3 separate regions of the Homo sapiens genome follow, and all the other regions are linked to region 3. The links are chromatin contacts, found by Hi-C or POLR2A ChIA-PET in ENCODE. All regions are on one chromosome and are shown on one strand. The core of a region is the stretch at or near the end of the contact, and the rest is flanking DNA. Distances in the headings are between cores, read along the strand shown. Region 1 holds the start of LINC01012 (long intergenic non-protein coding RNA 1012). Region 2 has its middle 6.2 kb from the start of H2BC11. Region 3 holds the start of ZNF391 (zinc finger protein 391).

The links. A loop is a pair of places that touch in the nucleus more often than their neighbours do. ChIA-PET counts read pairs that join two places held with the same protein, here RNA polymerase II (POLR2A). Pooled maps may share reads with other maps.
Region 1: a pooled map shows a loop between it and region 3 (3-fold over the local background). The contact joins the promoter of LINC01012 here to the promoter of ZNF391 in region 3. A Hi-C loop is called at or near these places in 1 of 168 maps with a recorded cell type or tissue (CD4-positive, alpha-beta memory T cell) and 9 of 50 pooled maps. POLR2A ChIA-PET finds 5 or more read pairs at or near these places in 3 of 52 experiments (AG04450, activated CD8-positive, alpha-beta memory T cell and activated naive CD4-positive, alpha-beta T cell).
Region 2: a pooled map shows a loop between it and region 3 (4-fold over the local background). The contact joins the enhancer-like site here to the promoter of ZNF391 in region 3. A Hi-C loop is called at or near these places in 12 of 50 pooled maps. POLR2A ChIA-PET finds 5 or more read pairs at or near these places in 3 of 52 experiments (CD4-positive, alpha-beta T cell, PC-9 and activated B cell).

Annotation. Positions count from the first base shown.
Region 1 is chr6:27,691,695-27,696,337 of GRCh38, forward strand. It overlaps LINC01012 (long intergenic non-protein coding RNA 1012), which reads left to right and starts at 2,341. Exons shown (of 4, transcript NR_038294.1): 1 at 2,341-2,812.
Region 2 is chr6:27,124,410-27,128,746 of GRCh38, forward strand. No RefSeq gene overlaps it. Among named protein-coding and RNA genes, the nearest start is that of H2BC11, 6.2 kb to the right of the region's middle. RefSeq lists enhancers at 2,638-2,687, 2,898-2,967, 3,990-4,149. Within about 2 kb of position 2,787, at least 19 of the 41 ENCODE cell types and tissues checked have a DNase peak (open chromatin) inside an H3K27ac peak, as active enhancers do.
Region 3 is chr6:27,386,427-27,391,189 of GRCh38, forward strand. It overlaps ZNF391 (zinc finger protein 391), which reads left to right and starts at 2,333. Exons shown (of 3, transcript NM_001076781.3): 1 at 2,333-2,649.

The sequences.
Region 1 (4,643 bases), core at 1,091-3,590, 310 kb after region 3:
GCAAAGTGGTTTTTCCCCATGCATTGAAGGAAAGTCATAACCCCTCCTCCCAATTATGAAAATATTATTATGCCAATTTAGGTCCCTTAAAGATTACATTGAACCTTAAACTTTTCTATGTAACAAACAAAATGCAGGTACTTTTACAGTGGTCATAGAACCAATTTATATATAATTTTTAAAGAATGATTAATAAGCAAGGCCATGAGATGGATGTTTATATTACACAGGAGATACAACTACATGTTTTGGAATTCTGAATTTAACAGGTGGTTGTTTCCTTTTGTTTTACAGATAGTCCTTCGAGATATTATTACAGTTAGTTAGAGAATTAAGAACAGGAGCTTTCTTAAAGATAATACAGGGACAACTGTGACTTTTCTCTCCATATGAATAAAAATTTACATTTTTCCTATCTTCTATTTTATGGCCAGAGAAAACTCTGAGTATTCAGATTTATCCCAAAAGTTTCTAAAATGACCAAACTGTTCAGAATCATGCTTTTTTCCCTTTTCTTTCTTTCTTTTTTTTTTTTGTTTTTTGTTTTTTGTTTTTTGAGATGGAGTCTTGCTCTGTTGTCCAGGCTGGAGTGCAGTGGTGGGATCTCAGCTCACCGCAACCTCCGCTATCTTGGTTCAAGAGATTCTCTTGCGTCAGCCTCTCCAGTAGCTAGGATTACAGGCACCCGCTACCACACTCAGCTAGTTTTTGTATTTTTAGTAGAGTTGGGGTTTCACCATGTTGGCCAGGCTGGTCTCGAAGTCGTGACCTCAAGTGATCTGCCTGCCTCGGCCTCCCAGAGTGCTGGGATTACAGGCGCGAGCCACCACGCCTGAGCAGAATCATGCTCTTAATTGTACTTGAAAAACAAAACTTTATCTGAAAAAACTTTCTGAGTTTTTGTTTGTATGTTTTTGTTTCTGCTAAAGCTCAAAGTTTCTGACCCTAGGCAAGTTTTTATTAGTCATAGTGCATTAATAACAAATAAATACAAATAGGGCTAATAGGAAAAAAAGGACTAAGAAACTAAGAGGTAAGAAACAGAAGAATGACAGGTTTTGCTTTAAGGAAAAGTGGAGTGGCCCGGCCTTGGTGGCTCATGCCTGTAATCCCAGCACTTTGGGAGGCCGAGGCGGGTGGATCACGAGGTCAGGAGTTTGAGACCAGCCTGGCCAAGGTGGTGAAACCTCGTCTCTACTAAAAATACAAAAATTAGCCAGGTGCGGTGGTGGGTGCCTGTAATCCCAGCTACTCGGGAGGCTGAGGAGGCTGAGGCAGGAGAATCGCTTGAACACGGGAGGTGGAGGTTGCAGTGAGCCGAGGTCGCGCCACTGCACTCTAGCCTGGGCGACAGAGCAAGATTCCGTCAAAAAAAAAAAAAAATTAAAAAGATTTGCTTCCAACCACATAAGGGGAGGAGTGGTTTATAGATTAATAAAATTGCCACGAGTTGGTATTTCTTTTCTTTCATCTTGTTTTCTTTCTTTTTTTTTTTTTTTTGAGGCGCAGTTTCGCTGTTGTTGCCCAGGCTGGAGTGCAATGGCGCTATCTCGGCTAATCACAACCTCCGCCTCCTGGGTTTAAGCGATTCTCCTGCCTCAGCCTCCCTAGTAGCTGGGATTGCAGGCATGCACCACCACATCCGGCTAATTCTTTTTATTTTTAGTAGAAACAAGGTTTCTCCATTTTGGTCAGGCTGGTCTCAAACTCCCAACCTCAGGTGATCCGCCCACCTCGGCCTCCCAAAGTGCTGGGATTACAGGCGTGAGCCACCGCGCCAGGCCTTCTTCTTCTTTTTTTTTTTTTTTTTTTTTTTTTTTTGAGAGGAGTCTTGCACTGTCGCGCGGGCTGGTGTGCAGTGGTGTCATCTCGGCTCGCTGCAACCTCCGCCTCCAAGGTTCAAGCGATTCTCCTGCCTCAGTCTCCCGAGTAGCTAGGATTACAGGCGCCCGCCACCACGCCCAACTAGTTTTTTGTATTTTTAGTACAGACGAGGTTTTACTATGTTGGCCAGGTTGGTTTCGAACTCCTGACCTTGTGATCCGCCCGTCTCGGCCTCCCAAAGTGTTGGGATTACAGGCGTGAGCCACCGCGCCCGGCCGAGTTAGTAATTCTTGAAGGTGTGTCAGGTACATTGGATGCACTGTACTATTCTGTCTACCTTTGTATATATACTTTAAAGGTTTTTCCCCACAATTTCTCTGGGAAACCTGAACCTTTCTTCCCCGTGTGTTTAGAAGGGAAGGTGAGGAGAGTCAAAGGCACATGGAGCATTAACAGTTGGAATAAACGACAGAGACACGGAAACCTCCGAGGTTTCCAGAGCGGACCCGGAAATGACGCCAGGGGATGCAAACCCTTCTGCCCCTTTTTGCTACCCCTGAAGCTTACTGTTAGTGGTCGAGTTTTTCTGGAAGTGGGCTTCCGCGATCGCGGGGACCAACGCCCTGAGCTCTTGTGCCCAAAGGGGATCGCCAGGTTTTTTGATGCGGATCGAAAGGGACTGGCCCCGGAGCCTACAACCTGACGCAGGTGGGACTTGGGGAAATGTCGAGAAACCTAGGTCTGGGACTTGAGTTGGCTTCCAGGGCACACATTCTTGTTCAGAAGAAACACATTGCAAAAATCGGGAGGTGACGGGCAGATGAAGTGTCGGCGCTTCGCCTCGGGACTCCAGTGCAACCTATGGGGCTTTTGGAAATGAGGAAGTCGATGACTCTGCAGGGACTCCTCTGACCCAGGAGCAGATGGCGCTCGTCTGGGCACTCCCCAGGAGAAAAGGTGCATCGGGAAGCAGCCTGGCTTGTGGATGGTAATAAGTCACTGTTGATGGGTTGGGTGCAGGGAGGGATTTAAGTTCTTGAGCGACAGATGCTAGGGAGTTTACCTGCTCTGGATAACAGTATCTTGTGGAGGATAGTCACCTGGAAAACAGAAATGGCGTGACTGTGTTGAATACACTGTTTGATGATTCTGGGCATCAGGTGAATAGGAAATGTGTAACGTTATGGATGAGTGTGTGCTCATCGGACAGTAGCAGTGCATCTTAACAGTCGGCCTCTCAGTCCTCCTCTTCCTTAGAATCACCTATAGAGCTTTAAAATTTCCTGGATAATGTTAATGTGCAGCCAGCGATGATGACCATTGGGCTACAGTCAAATCCAAGAGGCGCATCTCATCCTTTGTTCTGATGGACAGAAACCATTATTCTGACATCGTGCCTGTTGGAGACATTGTACCTTAACTAGCATTTAATTCATGTGTGCTGGATTCGCTGAATGAAACTTACCAGCAGGGTACTGAATCTTGAATAATACAAGGAACGAGTAGAATAAGATAGTTCTCATTTTATCCTTATCTAATCTAAGAAATCTAGCAATATTTCTCTGTTTAAGTTTTTTTTCTTCAACAAAAAACAAAATACATGTAAGAGGATTTTCTGACACTGCTGGGGGCTCATAGAATTCTAGTGTCTAGTGTCTTTTCTGTCAGTTAATGTTACAAAGTTCAGTGGTGCTCCTTTTTTGAGATGGTGTCTAGCTCTGTCACTCAGGCTGGAGTGAAGTGGTGCCAACTTGGCTCACTGCATCCTCTGCTTCCCGGGTTCAAGCGATTCTCCTGCCTCAGCCTCCCAAGTAGTTAGGATTTCAGGTGTGTGCCACAACGCCCAGCTACTTAGTAGAGCCGAGGTTTCCCCATGTTGGCCAGGCTGGTCTCGAACTCCTGACCTCAAGTGATCCACACATCTCGGCTTCCCATAGTGCTGGGATTACAGTTGTGATGATCTTAAAACCTCTAACGATTTGGAAATATTCCTCCAGTGATCTTTGTTCTGTCGCAGTGATTGTAATAACATTTATTGAGGAGTTGTATGCCCAGTACTATTAAATAGGTTTACAAATTTTGTTATTTAATCCTCACAACTCTGTTAGAGAGATTGGATATTTTTATATCCATTTAACCACAGTAAAGCTGAGGCTTAGAGGATTTAACCTGGTAATAAGTCCAACATCCCACAACTAGTAAGTGACAGAACCAAGGATTTTCATTCATGTCTGTATAACATAAAAGCCTGTGTTTTATACTTTTTTTTTTTTTTTTTTTTTTTGAGATGAAGTCTCGCTCTTGTCTCCCAATCTGGAGTACAATGGCGCGATCTTGGCTCACCGTAACCTCTGCCTCCCAGGTTCAAGCGATTCTCCTGCCTCAGCCTCCTGAGTAACTGGGATTACAGGTGTGTACCACCACGCCCAGCTAATTTTTTGTATTTTAAGTAGAGACGGGGTTTCACCATGTTGGCCATACTGGTCTCGAACTCTTGACCTCAGGTGATCCATCCACCTCGGCCTTCCAAAGTGCTGGGATTACAGGTGTGAGCTACCGCGCCCAGCCATGTGTTTTTTACTTTTTAGTCAATGGGGCACTTCAGATTACAAGATCTGTGACCCCCCCACAACCATTCCATGAACTATTGGTTCAGCATATAAGAGGACCCGTTTTCTGCCATTTCCTGCATGATGCCTCTAGCAAGCATTGCAATCACAAAGACCTGGGTTTTTAAAATTATTACAAAGAAAAGGAAAGCTTCAGTAGTATGTTGATTAAAGGAATGTCTAGAAAAGGGGAATGGGATATGAGAACCA
Region 2 (4,337 bases), core at 1,537-4,036, 260 kb before region 3:
ATACATGTGACACAGGATTTCCTCCATAATGCTATGTGCCACGAATGCATGAAGGAATGAATGAAAAGAAAGCAAATGTGTGGGAATAATCTACAAGAGTTGGTAAGTCATTGGAGGTGGAGATGTATATCTAATGGGTGGGAATGCACAAATTTGTAAATATGTGTCAAGTGTACCATTGGGTACATGCGGACAAGGAATGTGGAGGGAACAGGAGCTGATACGTGAGAAGGAGCACATTTCAGAATCAAAACTATTCTGCTTTCTAGTACTGGCTTTGCCACTTATCAATCTTGTGACTTAAGGAAGTTTTCTACTCTGAGTCTCAGCTTCATCTCTAAAATGAGGATAATGATAACTGTTTGTGAAAAATATTAAGTTGGATAAAATAAAACAATGTAAATGACTCAATTTTTTTTTTCTGAGACAAAGTCTTCCTATGTCTCCCAGGCTGGAGTGCAGTGGTGTGATCTCGGCTCAGTGCAAGCTCCGCTTCCTGGGTTCACGTCATTCTTCTGCCTCAGCCTCCCAAGTAGCTGGGACTACAGGCTCCCGCCACCACGCCCGGCTAATTTTTTGTATTTTTAGTAGAGATGGGGTTTCACCGTGTTAGCCAGGATGGCCTCAATCTCCTGACCTCGTGATCCACCCACCTCGGCCTCCCAAAGTGCTGGGATTAGAGGCATTAGCCACCGTGCCTGGCCATGACTTACACTTTATTGTCCCCTAATACATAGCCCTGAATAGATGGCGGTGACTTTTTATAATAAGGTCCTTTTGGTGATATTTTCAAGAGGAGTGTCTCAGGCCATGTGGTTGCAAGTGCAGATTTAAAATAAGGAGAAATCTAGGCTAGAAACAAGTTTGCCAGCATTCATCCTTTCAGCTGTACTACGTCACCTACTCTGCACTAGGGCCAGAGAGGAAACAATGGCTGGTGAAAGAGCAACTGATATTTCTGAAGGCGGGAAGACATAAATAATTAGAACAAAAGAGAGGGTGAGCAAGGAATAGTGTTGACAGCGCAGCCCTCAAGTCTTGGGTCCTTCTAAGTGCAGGATGGAAAAGGAAGCATTGATGATACATAAATTCTTACAAGCCAATGTTTCTCTTCTAGGAGAAATGGAAACTCAGAAATCAGTGCTCTCAAAGAAGGGAAATTAGGTATGATTTCTTGGGAGCCACAACCCAACAAGGCTTTCCAAATAATACAGTCCTGAATTTGAGCCTCAGAGAAGGCAGGTATATTTTCAAGTCATGCACTGTATCAATTGCCTTTTTTTGGTACATAAAAGAAAATACTGTATATGCTAATAATCATTAACAAAAAAACATTCAGGTAAAAAGAAAAAATCTGAGTTTTAACAAAACTGAAAAACACTCAGAAGAGGACTATATGGAATGACAATTTGTTTTTCATCTTCTGGATCATCCCCTGAGGAAAGTAAAGAAATTTCCCTCAGGATATTCCAGTTGGCAACAGCAGAGCAGAGGAATATTACTTTATTCATTTATTCAGAGAAGTACTTTGCTGGGCACTGTTCTAGAAGCTGGGAAATACAAGTGATCAAAATATAACCTACCCCACAACTCCCAAATCCAGCTCGAAAAAACTTTTAGTGTGGAGGATGGGATAGTAAAGATAATAAGCCAATGAATAAGGAAAACATAGCATTTCAGATCTTTATATTATGATAAAAAAAAAAAAGTCCTAAATTGGAACAGGAAACACAGATGGGGTGGCTCAATTACAAGACAGCAGTTAAAGAAGGCCTCACTGACAAGATGAGTTCCCAGTGTCAGGACCCCAATATCCTTCCTTACAAAGAGTGGGGATCCCACCCTAGAAAAGGAATAGCAGTTCAGCCACCCCACAGCAGCTCTGGCATGGCTGTTTCTGGATACCTTCATGGAGAAATGCACACACTGCCCTTCATTTCAAAGATGAGCATCAGTCTCGTCTTCAGAGAAGATGCAGCCATTGTGGGGTTAGGGTTTCTCTCCTCAGGTCACTAGTGTAGATGCGCCTGCTGAGAAGTTTCAGCCACTCCACCTGCAATAAGAAAGACAGTTAATGAGAAAAGCAAGAGACAGAACCTGTGAAGAACATGTGACCATCAGTCATTTGAATGAAAGGGGGCAAATGTGAATGAAAGGGGACACATTTGTTTATTTGTGTTTGTATAAAGATATTCCAGACAGGTACACAGGAAACGAATAAAAGTGGTTAATTGTAGTATATCAAAGATAAAACACCAGGCCTTACTTTAAATGACGAAAACAGATTTTATTTAGTAACCACTGACAGTGGGGAACCATCTGGGTTTCATAACTGGCACATATCAAAATCAGGCTCCACTCCTACCAGAGCCTGGGAGACGAGGGCCCTATCTTCAGACGTTGACTGAAACAAACAGTAAATTCCTTTGGCGGCATCAATTGAGTTTTCTCAGGCAGGCACTTGAGAAGACCGGGGCTATTAGTAACTATGTTCGGGTTTGTTCAGGTCTTTATAGACCAAGGTGGCCACCTAGTCCAGAAGAGGGCTCAGAAGAAGCCGCCTAGAGTTTGGTCAAAAAGAGAATCTTTGCCAAGTAGATGGGGGAACTGGGCGGCTGGGGGCTGTTGGGGATGTGATGGTTTATAGTATTTCTTGTATATTCAATTATTAAACCGTAGCAATGAAATGCCTAATCGAAATCATAAAACGAAACAAAGTTTTGGCTACATTAGCCTATCCGTTATTGCCATAAGATGGCGACAGCCCTTCTCAACTCATAAAACTAAACAAAGTTTTAGCTACATTATCCCATCCATTATCGCCACAAGATGGCGATAGCGCTTCTCAACTCGCCTGCGGGACGGAGGCAGGGTGCGGCCCGGAGAACTCCTCCCTGTTCCAACAGCAGCTCTCCAGCCCGCAGCGCTTCCTGACGTTCCGTTAGTTCAGTCTCCTGAACTTCTCTGCATGTAGATTCCTCTCAGGGTAGCCCTTTGTTGACCAAAAACGAAATATGTTCACTGATTTGGCCAGCTTTTTTTTTTTTAACTTTTTTTTTGGAGGGGAAAGGGAGTGGTCATGGACATCCTGAAGCAGACACAAAAATATAGAGAATCCTGCACTTCCCAAGTCTCGTCGCACAGGCTTCAACAATTACCAACATCTTGCCCATTTTGTTTCATTATCCGCACCCACACTGACAGATGAGGGAGTCTAAAAAATATCTGAAACATGAAATCCCAAATATGTGATTTTAATCATGAATATTTTCACAAATATCCTAACAGATATGGATATAAAGAAAAAACGCTAAGATTTTACACCTAAGAAAATTTAAAAAATGATGTGTAACATTATCCAATACCTAGCCCTTAAAGAAAGAAAATCCTGAATTGTCTCAAATATTTTTATATTTTGTCTGAATGAGATCCCACCAGATCCAAATATGGCATTTGATTGCTGTTCCTCTTGAATGTATTAAAATCCATAGATTTACCCAAGTCTCCAAGTAGCCTGACTGCCCTTTGAAAAAGGAATTGAGACCATAATCTGGGTGGGAATTCTCACTGATCATGGATTGTCATTGCTTTTAAACCATTCTTTGAAAAGTGTTGGGGAAAAAATATTTTGTTTTCTTTCTTTTTTTTTTTTTTTTTTTTTTGAGACAGAGTCTCTCTCTGTTGCCCAGGCTGGAGTGCAGTAGCACGATTTCAGCTCATTGCAACCTCTGCCTTGCGAGTTCAAGTGATTTTCCTGCCTCAGGCTCCCAAGTAGCTGGGACTACAGGCACGCACCATCACGACTGGCTTATTTTTGTATTTTTAGTAAAGACCAGGTTTCACCATGTTGGCCAGGCTGATCTCTAACTCCTGACCTTACGTGATGTGCCTGCCTCAGCCTCCCAAAGTGCTGGGATTACATGCATGAGCCACTGCACCCAGTCAAAGGTATATTTTTTATGAGACTATTTTTAAAAACACTCAAATTGTCTGTCACAGCTCCTTGCCTATGCCCCTAAAAAGAGAGGGGAGGAGTGGGGGAAGGGGGGGAAACAGAAACAAAAAGAAAACTGACAAACAGAGGAGGAGTCCAAAAGCCCAACACCCATTAAGTCAAGACTTCCCACAGTTCTCTAAGCCAGCAAATGAATGTAATTTAAACTGCTTTAAACTTCATATAAAAATAAATCATTTTTGGTAAATCAATAAACAGAGGCATCTCCATGACTACTGGTGGGAGTATGTACTCCTCCTTTTCTAAAACAAAAAAAAACAGCAGGGAGCCCTGAGTTGGAAACATGAAAAGCATAACTTTTTTGAGTTGGCTATTATTAAGT
Region 3 (4,763 bases), core at 1,083-3,582:
AAATTACCCTGAATAACCAATGAAAACCTTGGAGAAAAGAATAAAGTTTAAAGACACATACTTCATAATTTCAAAACTTTACACAAGCCTACAGTAACCTAAAGAGTGTGGTGCTGGAATAAGAATAGGAATATAGACCAATAAAATAGAAAAGAGAGCCCAGAAATAAACCTCACATATACGGTTGATTGATTGATTTTCAACAAGTGCCAAGACCATTCAATGGGAAATGGACAGTATTTTCAACAAATGGTGCTGGGAAAACTGGATATCCAAATGCAAAATAATAAAGTTGTAGTATTTACACCATCTACAAAAATTAACCCAAAATGGATCAAGGACCTAAATTTAAGAAGCAAAACTATAAAACTCTTAGCAGAAAACATAAAAATCTTTATTAGACAATGTAATTTTCAAGTATTGCACAGGTGATAAAAATAAATAAATGGAGCTTCATCAAAATTAAAAAGTTTTATGCATCAAAGGACACTATCAAAAGAGAGAAAAACTTCACAGACTGGGAGAAAATATTTGCAAATCATATCTGAAGAAGAATATCTGGAATATACAAAAACTCATGCAACACAACAAAACCTAATTCAAAAATAGGCAAAGGATTTGAACAGACATTTCTCCAAAGAAGACACACAAATAAGTACATGACAAGATGCTCAACATCACTAGCCATTAGGGAAATGCAAATTAAAGCCACAATGAGATAAAGCTTATACCCATTATGATGGTTATAATACTACAACTACAACAAAACAGAAGTTAACAAGTGTTAGCAAAGATGTGGAGAACTAGAACCCTCCTGCACTGCTGATGGGAATGTAAAACGATGCAGCCATTATGGAAAACAGTTTGATGGTTCCTCTAGAAAGCTGATTGCAGAGTTACCATATGATATAGCAATTCAATGCCTAGGTGTATACCCAAAGAATTGAAAACAGTGACTCAGATACTTGTACACCAATGTTCACAGCAGCATTATTCACAATGGCCAAAAGGCAGGAACCACCCAAGTGTTCAACAAGAGATTAATGGATAAACAAAATATTATGTATGTATATTTATACACTGTTTGTGTATAAACACACACATATACACGAAGGAATATTATTTAGCCATTAAAAGGCATGAAGGATACATGCTGCAGTATGAATGAACCTTGAAAACTTTATGCTAATTAAAAATAATCCAGACATAAATAGACAAATATTGTATTATTTTACTTATATGGCATATCTAGAACAGGCAAATTCATAGAAACATAGTGTAAAATAAAGGTTACCAGGGACTGTGGGGAGCAGGGAATAGAGACTGCTCAATGGGCATCTTTAGGGATGACGAAAATGTTCTAGAATTAGATAGTGACGGTGCTGTTGTGAATACGCTAAAAACTTTACTGTATGACTTTAAAATGGTAACTTTAATGTTGTGCATAGTTTACCACAGTTTGAAAGTGTTTTTAATTTTTAAAAATAGGAAATGATAAAATTAGACTTTATCTAATTCTTTCCAGCTTTATAATTTGGATCCTGCTCCTTTGTACTTCATGGCTCATGCTTTATACTTACTTGATGTTTCTATGGTACTTGTGCACAGCTGTCATGTATCAGACCTGCAGTTTTGCACATGCTTTCCACTCTTCTAGTTCCTCAACTATTTGTAAGGTTGCCCTCCTTTATGTTTTCCATTAAATCTTCCATTAGTCAAACCACTCCAGTGTCCCTCGTTCCATAAGTTTCCCCTGCTCTGAACTCCCAGGGCACATTGTGCAACTTCATTACCTTATATTAAAATTATCTGGAATTTTAAAAAATCTACTAGATTAGGGTAGTGTCCTGATTTTATTCATTTTTTTCTTTTGGTGAAATTTGAGACATGTCTTGCATTTAACAGTATTTAAGCAACTAGATTGTGCAACGGAGCCAGTTTCTCCAGACAGGCTGGAGAGACCACTTGCATCAGAATCATCTGGGGTGCCCCTTGAAAATGCAATGTTCCGGGCCAACGAGTCAATCTCGGAGTGTAAATCTTGTGAAGCTGTATTTTAACAAGCTCACTTGGTGATTTATTTGTGTACGCTATTTAAAACTCTGTGAACCACCGGTCTAGGCTATACTTTGCAGTGTATTAAGGTGGTCTTCGGCACCTCTCGCAGACCCCCTTCCTCTTGCCTCTAGCGCCAACCTCTCAGCCTCTCGCATACCAGGGGAGGGGCTTTGCAAAACCTTCCACGAAAGTGAATCCCAGCACAGCCCTGCTGTAGCTGGCTCTCAGGCGCAAGCGCAGAGCTGCGACCGCTGCTGATACGTTGCTCAGTCTCAGTGTGGTCTCTGTTTTGCAACTGGTCGTCCGCGTCAGGAGACTTAGGTCCAGGCGACTGCCCAGACAATGACTGGTCCCGCATACCGAGCAGAGCATGATCAGCAGCAGTCTGAGTGGAAGAGTGCCTGTGATCTTAGGGAACCTGATGGGCGTTGGAGCAGCGGTTCGACGCATGGGTTTCTCTTTAATCCTTCCGACTTCCCCAAGCCCAGCGCACTCAGGTTCCGCTCCAAGTGCGGGACCCGCCCGGGGTGTGTCGGGGGTACTCGGCCGGAGGCGGCCGGTGAGTGAGGCTTACAGGGCCCCGGGACCAAGGTGGGTGCTCTTAGAGGTTCTGGAAAGCGGAAACACGGGTTCTTCGAAGGAAACGGGCGAAAGGGTCGCGTGTGGTTTGGCTGCAGGTCGGGTCAGGAGGCACCTCCACGGTTGGGACGCCGCGTGGCGTGGGGTCATGAAGCCCCCAGCGCTCGTCTCACTGGCGGGCCAGCCTAGTCCCTCTGCGGCAGTGACAGCCAGTGGTTTTCCCCGGGTGTATCCCTGGGAGATGAAAAAGAGCAGGGTTGCTCCCTGCTTCCCCTCTAGCTGGGCGAGGGAGGTCTTCGGTACTGGGGTGTTTCCCAGGTGCTTACTGAGTGCAGGCACTGCTCCAAGAGTTTTTACCTGCATTAACTCATTTAATCCTTGCATCAACCCTATGAAGTAATGTACTATTATTATGCCCATGTTACAGATAAGGAAATTGAGGCACACAGAGATGAAGTACTTGCTTGGCCGGGCGCAGTGGCTCACGCCTGTAATCCCAGCACTTTGGGAGGCCAAGGCGGGCGGATCACCTGAGGTCGAGACCAGCCTGGCCAATACGGTGAAACCCGTTCTCTACTAAAAATACAAAAATTAGGTGGGAGTGGTGGCGCGCGCCTGTAATCCCTGCTACTCGGGAGGCTGAGGCAGGAGAATCACTTGTACCCGGGAGGCAGAGGTTGGAGCGAGCAGAGACCACGCCACTGCACTCCAGCGTAGGCAACAAGAGTGAAACTCCGCGCCCCTCCCCCCCAAAAAAGAGAAGTACTTGCTTGAGTGCCAGTCCTTAGTTTATGTTTCTGATGATGAAGGTTGGTACTTGAATAAAGTAGTTGTTAATTATTTGTTGTGGGTGTATTGACAGTTACTGTGGATCATTGAGTTTGTGCTTTATGTGTGAGTTTGTGCTTTGAGCCAATATCTGGGAACATTGTTACCTGAAGATCACCTTTGGTAGGACAAGATTTTCTCTATTCTGTGATTAAACTGAGGCTGCCCAGGCAGTTCTGCTGATTGCTTTGTGGATTGGCAAAGGCTCCAGGAAGCAATCAACCTAGTGCCACAAAACAAAGCACCCAGAGAAGCCCTATTCCTGACCCTTCAAAACCTTCTTCCTTCTGAAGGGGGTAGAAAATAAAGGAGAATTATCCCTGGATCAGGAATTGATTATAGGAGAGACAAGCAATGTCAAAAGAATTTTAGATAATTAGGGTAACTGTGGTGGCCAGCGCTGTTAGTGCTAAAAAGTTTGAGTCACATAAAGGAATAGCAAACCACCAGGTTGGCTAGGGCTGCAGCATGTTGTGACCACTTAAGAGAATAATGATTTTGTAGGGATACAGTATCCAGAGAGCAGTAAGGTGACTCAAATAATGAAAGTATGAGGAAGAAAGGAGAAAAGGAGAGGCAACTTTCCACATTATGGTGGAGGAATCCCTTGGATGGACTCTGGATAAAGGTATAGCCCTAACCTCCTAGCATCTCTGAAATATGTTTGGGGGCTATCCCTGAAACTTTTGTCACATCCGCTAGACTTCCTTTTCCCATCTTACATACATCCTCCAAAGCCAGGAAAAAGAATGCATCTCTCCATGCTCTAGAGCAGCAGCTGCTGAAGGGAGACTCATAAATCCTCTGACAGCATCTTTCCTTAAACATACACCATCACAGTTTTCAAATTCATTGATGTGAGATGAGCACAGCAATAGCATCATCTCCCTTATACTATATATGATATTCTTTATTGTAAATGTTTTGCCATAGTTTAACTTGCAGTATTGATGAAAGTTTTGTAAGAAAAGACAAGCACATGCTAGTAATGGTGTTTTATAATGTGGGACGAGATTTTTCAGAAAAGTGACTTGACCAAGGAAGTGCAGCTGTAAGCAGTGTCATCTGTCTTCTATTTTGACCCTCAGGAAGAAGTAAGGGGACTAGTGCCATAGTGTCTTTGAACTCATACCCCATATGAAGAGAACGTCAAAGAGGCTGGATCACCTAAAGGGTTTAGAGAAAGTTTGGAATTGGCTCAGATCTGTCTTTTATCATAAAAGATGAACTTGAAACCCAGACATAACTGTCCATTGTCATTTTCTTTATATCTGAGAGGAGATGGGATTACTTTGGGG